Regions from separate parts of the Homo sapiens genome. Here region 2 is linked to region 1. The links are chromatin loops, found by intact Hi-C in ENCODE. Cell type or tissue: HCT116. All regions are shown on one strand. Links, peaks and the distances in the headings refer to the core of each region. The heading gives the core; the rest is flanking DNA.

What was found. Peaks named below come from ENCODE experiments on the same cell type or tissue, not always from the same donor. Only the 100,000 strongest peaks of a DNase experiment are listed, where the experiment ranks them.
Region 2: a loop joins it to region 1, with 16 times the contacts of the local background. A loop is called at or near these places in 1 of 110 quality-filtered maps.

What each region holds. Positions count from the first base shown.
Region 1 is chr4:3,782,786-3,785,695 of GRCh38, forward strand. It overlaps LOC124900651 (a long non-coding RNA gene), which reads left to right. Exons shown (of 2, transcript XR_007057997.1): 2 at 1-378. Among named protein-coding and RNA genes, the nearest start is that of ADRA2C, 18 kb to the left of the region's middle. In HCT116, for the core only: a CTCF peak has its summit at 1,152; a DNase peak (open chromatin) is centred at 1,152; H3K4me3 peaks cover 624 bases; H3K27ac peaks cover 369 bases.
Region 2 is chr4:3,344,641-3,347,550 of GRCh38, forward strand. The region is part of intron 3 of RGS12 (regulator of G protein signaling 12); the gene reads left to right. Among named protein-coding and RNA genes, the nearest start is that of RGS12, 53 kb to the left of the region's middle. In HCT116, for the core only: a CTCF peak has its summit at 1,601; a DNase peak (open chromatin) is centred at 1,611.

The DNA of each region.
Region 1 (2,910 bases), core at 101-2,600:
CAGCAGCGAAGCTCACTGGAGTCATTTTCTCCTGTGCTGCTGACACGGAGAGGAAAAATCCCCAAATAAAGCTCTTCCCACAGCCACAGCCACGAAAACATTGTCCCCTGCAACTGTGCTCGCTACTCAAACATGATTTCTCCTCCTCAGGGGGAAAAACCTCCCAGCAATTCTCATTGCAAGATGGTAAACCTGTCGCCCTAATGAACAGCTTTCATTTAGAACCCAGCGAGAAGGGGCGCACCGGGAGACGGCAGCTTTGTTGACTGCGATGTTTCCAAATCACTTGCTCAACCTGCAGCGTTCCCATGGAGCTTGGAGCGCCCAGCATAGGGCTTTATTGTTGTTTTGAGGCAAGAAAGAAGTTTTCAGAAGCCATACTTTGTGCTGATTCATGTTTCACCCTTGTGCCTACAAAGTCTCCCTCAAATGGGTATCCTGGTCCTCTTGCATGCCTCTGATGATGGGATGCTCACTACTTCCCAGTGCAGCCCCCCTTCATTGCAGGGGCTCATCACCAAGACTGCAGGGGAGGAGACTCAGAGCTCCCGTCTGTCCTGCTGTCTCCACCTATGAGTGTTTACTGAGCACCTGCTACATGCCAGGCCCTGTGCCAGGGCTGGGAGGGAGGAAGGGGCTTGCGGAGGGGCTGCCCTTTCAGGGGATGGAGCTCAGGGCTGGCTTGGCTGTGACAAGACCATGATGCAGGTTTGACACTCCTAAAGGAGAAAGGAATTGGGTGGGAGGAGCCTCAGTCACAGGTGGCAGCTGAGACAAAGGCCACCCATGCAGGGAGCTGGGACCAAGCTGGGACCCCCTGGGAAAAGCAGCCCTGGGGTGAGCCCCTCAGCCTCCAGCTTCCTCCGCACAGGTCCCCACGGCAGCCACAGTGAGGGTCCTCTGTCCTCCGTGGGGAGGGCCACGTACCCGGCATGATGGCAGCAGCTGGTGGTGCATGTCTAATATATGGCAGCTCAAGGGGATCAGCCTCTCAGCGGCCCCAGAGCAGCGCTCGGCGAGGGTGGGGACTGAAGCACCCCCATTTTATAGGAGAGGAGCAAGGCTTGGGGGTCGAGGGGACCTGTCCAGGTAGGATGTGAACACTGCTGCTTCACTAGCCTGTAAGACGCCCACGCACAGTCTGCAGCGCCTCCCAGCCCTGGGCGGTGAGAATCGGAACAACCCGAGCAAGCACAGCCCCGGGGCGGGGGTGAAGAGGGACCCCACCCAGCTGGCCCAAGGCAATGCCTCCTTACACCCGCCTAGAATAGGATCCTAAGCCTAGAATACACTGCGGGTGCAGCCTGCCCGCTGCATGAAGGATGGGCCCTGGCTTCCTAAGGCACGGACCTGGAGCACTTGATCCCGTGATGGATCAGGGGCTCCCGGACAGCTGCCCTGGGCTGACGGTTCCCGGGGTGGACAGCATCAGCCGGGGCTGGGCACACAAGGGGGAATTCAGTCCAGGAGGTTGGAGCGATGCGTGAGTGAAGAATGAATGAGTGAGGGAATGAATGATAGTTCAGGCGGTGGCCAGCAGTGCACCAGCTTCCCTCAGAGCTCCCTGCGCCCGGCCTGCCCATGCCCTCGCCTTCCTTTTCTCGTCTCTGCCTCTCCCACCCTTGTCACAGGCTGTCCCCTTCTCAGAGGCACTCGGAGTGCCCCTGAGTCTCCTCTCATTCCAGGAGGCTGAGCTGGACTCCCCGGAGCCTTGGGGTGGGGAGGGGCTTGGTGGGGGAGCTGGGGGCGGGGCCAGCCTTCCTTCTGGCTTGGATGCGCCCTTCCCAGTGACTCCATCACCTCATCAGCAAAGCCAGGGAGGCAGTGACACAGGTGCTGCTCCATGCGTGTGGGGGCTTGTCTCATCAGCTGGCACAGGCATGTGAGGACACGCAATAGGACAGGCCGGTCGGGTGAGGTGGGGTGAGTCTGGGACAGGCGATGGGGGCCCCTCGGGGCCTGAATGTTGGCCGACGGGCCCCTGGGACAGGTGCAGGGGGCAGTGCATCCTCTCCCCGCTCCCCAGTGCAGCCACAGAAACAGCAATAAAAGCCTTTTTGTTGCCTTTCCAGCCCAGACAAAATCAATAAATTCTGGAAACATGAGAACAGCTGACCTTTGAGATTTCTAGCAAACCTTCAAAGAGGAAATGTGGTTCGGGCTCCGGCTCAGAGCTCAGCACCAAGTCCAAGGCGCTGGGAACCTCCGCATAGGCCCAACTTGGGTCCTGCACTGTCACAGGGGTGAGACCCCAATCCTGCACGTGCTTCTCAGGCAGGCCTCACTCATGTGGATTCCAGAAAGTTCCGTGGATGGAACCTGCTCTTTCTGTGGTGAACGCCAGTATTGCTTTAGCTGTGTCTCAGCTGTTCCTTCTCCTCTAGAGAGTTCTCCAGCAGCTGCGAATTTGGAGCATGATCGGCTGGGGCGAGGACAGCACCACTTTGCAGATGGGGAAACTGAGGCCCTGAGTAGGCGGGATTTGGGGTTGATGCCAAGCTGCTTGGGCCTGATTCTCGGTTCACTGGGATTCACCCACCTGGGCCTTGGTGCAATTTCCAGAGGTTTGGTGGGGGAGCCGGGGGCGGGGCCAGCCCTGCTTCTGTCTTGGATATGAGCACCCCGGCAACTCTGTGGTCTCATCAGCAAAGCCAGGGAGGCAGCGACACTTGCGGGTCCCACTCGATGAGTGTGGGGTCCTGTCTCATCAGCCTGAGCAGGCATGTGAGGACCACTCCCCCAGCAGTAACCCAGGTCGCTGCAAGTGGCTATGGCATTCACTTTTGCCCAGGTGCCCAATTCAGTTATTTATTTATTTAGAGACAGGGTCTGTTTTTTTTGCCCAGGCTGGGGTGCAGTGGTACTATCAGGATTCACTGCAGCCTCAACCTTCCAGGCTCAAGCGACCCT
Region 2 (2,910 bases), core at 295-2,794, 440 kb before region 1:
GGGTGTGCCCCATGCCAGGGTCAGTGCCATGCTCCTGATAGACAGCTCCAGCGTCTAATCACTGGGTGTCCCCAGTGGATGCTCCATCTCCACCAGGGCCCTGCTGCTTTCCACATGGCTTGTGGTCCCTGCTGTCTTTGCCCCACACCTTAAACTTCCTGGCTGTAAATCTCTTACTGGGGCCAAGGAGGATGGCCCAGGTGGCAGGGCTGCCTGTCCTTTTCTGTGTGGGCCCTGCTCGCTGCTGGCTGCCTTCCATGACTCCTTGGAGAGGGATCTGAGCAGCCTTCCCAAGTGAGGGGTGGTTTGCCTCTTGAGCCCATCGTCCTGAATAACACGGAGGAAGGCTCTCTGTAAGAAAACGATATTTATTAATATTTGGGAATAGGCATTGCAATGAGAATATGCATGCTGTAGTAAACTATGAATATTCAGGGAGGTCAAGAAAGACAGCAGTTTTTCAAGGAAAAATGAGGAGGATCACAGGATTGTTTTGAGATAATTATCTTACAAGGATGGGACCAGTCCAAGGTTGGACAGGCAGTTGCGGGACAGATGTCCTCAGAGGAATATTTTTGTATGTGAGGCTGAGATGGCCTGTGTGCAAGGTTGTGGTTTTGCAGTCTTTTGTGATGGATTTGTTATCAGGTCTATGAGCATGAGAACCCTCCCTTCCTGGCCTTCTCTGGCTCTGTAACACTTTGTTAGGGTTTTTAATACAAGTGACTCCATTTTCTTTCTGACAACTTTCACATTTCCCCCTTTTAATTGAGATCTTTCTCCAAAAGCATAGCTGACCAGTCATCCTGCAGTCAGGCTTTGATTGCCCCTTGGTGCTGGGATGGAGCTGTCCCAGTTTGGTGTGGTCTGGTTCCACATCATCAGGAAGTGACTGGTGACCAGGAGTCAGTGTCAGAGCTCATTTAGCCACATTTGAGCAACCAGGGAGGTGTGGAGGGAGTGGCCCTCAGGCGCAGTCTACCTGAGTCCACTGTTAAGTACGGTTTTGTCTGTTCCATGGGTGTTGGCATCATCTCAACGCGCTGGGCCAGCACGATTCTGTTAGGAGTTGTACTTCTGCAGAGACTTAAGCAACAGATAAAAAATTTATAAAGGGAAAATGCAGAGTGAAATTAATAATAATATGACAATCCTAGTTTGCATAATGTTTTGAGTCATGAACATAGGCTTAAAGACAACCAGTTGAATAAATCAAATGACCATAGGGAATTGGGTGAGACTTTTTATAATATATGGCCTGTTTCCTTTTTTGGTGTGTGTGTACTTTTTCCTTTTTGTGGAGAATGGGGTTTCTCATGTTGCCCGGGCAGATCTTGAATTCCTGGGCTCAATCTGTCTTCCCGCCTCTGCTGAGATTACAGGCATGAGCCACCATGCCCCGACCTGTTTTCTTATTTTGGGTATATGGTCCTTAATTTTCCCAGAAGAATTTATCCAGGTATAGCAGGTAGTATCAGCAATAGCACAGACATTTCCTTCTTTACGCAATGGATAATTTAGAGCAATTTTATCATCTAGTGTCCCATGACTGAGTTGGATTAAAGCAGAGTGAGCACCAGTTGTATTAGGGATGTTCCCAAAGTCACCCACTAGGGGGACTCAAGGATCTCTTAGGGTTCTATCTAGTTCCCAGCAGAAGCTACTGATTGTGAAATTTCGATTACACCATTATTCTGCCGAGTCAAAAAGGTAGGCATTAAGAGGGGTAAATGTGTCTTTATAATATGGACTCTTATTCCAGTGCCTTGGAGAAGCTGCCCACAGCATGAAGCTGTCGGCTTCTAGTCCTGTCTTGTGGTCTAAGTGTCTCTGGTTGTGGCATCAGTGGTTTGGTGAACTCTTGGTGTGGCCCACGCATCAGGAATGGGATTTTGTCCCTTAACATTTAGTTTCAGCTTATAGGGCTTCAGGAATAGAGTAGTTCTCTGCTTTTAGTGATTCTATGGGAGAAAGTTGGATGGGAGGAAGCTGGAAGAATTGAGGAGCTTGGAAACAGTGCACAGGGCTCCAGTCTAATAACAGGAGTATTGCAGCTTTTCTTCAGAAACATGGCTGCTTCTCTCTACATTGATCACACAAGAAAAAAATCACTCCGATTTTAACAACCTCCTGAGGCTGGGAAGCCAAACCAAGGCAGACTATAGATTTTGCCTACAGTCTTAAGGTTTCTGGGCCTGATACGAAGTGACAGTTTTTACTTACCCGCTGTAAGTCTAGGAACCCTTGAAGCAGGGTATTCTATGCACGTTCTCAAATTTGAGATTCCAGACAAGGCATTGGGAACAGAACCACTGGTCTCAGTTGTATCCTGCTACAAAGAGGGAACAGATTTTTTTTTTTTTGTAAATAACCACATTGCCATAAGAATACATGTGAACAGTTTCCAAATTTTGGAGGGATCGAGTAGGGAGAAAAAGCAAATGTTTTTACTTTTGTTTTCACAGAAGTATACTTTACCAGATTGCTGTAAGTTATAAACAGTTTAAGAAAGATAACGTTCTGGCCAGGCACGGTGGCTCACGCCTATAATCCCAGCACTTTGGGAGGCTGAGGTGGGCGGATCACAAGGTCAGGAGATCGAGACCATCCTGGCTAACGTGGTGAGACCCCGTCTCTACTAAAAATACAAAAAATTAGCCGGGCGTGGTGGTGGGCGCCTGTATTCTCAGCTACTCGGGAGGGTGAGGCCGGAGAATGGCGTGATCCTGGGAGGCGGAGTTTGCAGTGAGCCCAGATCCCGCCACTGCACTCCAGCCTAGGCAACAGAGTGAGACTCTGTCTCAAAAAAAGAAAGAAAGAAAACATCCTTAGATCTGGAAAACAAAACATTTAAGTAAAGAACCAACAATGTTTCAAATAAAAGTCATAAAAACATCTCATCAGTTATTT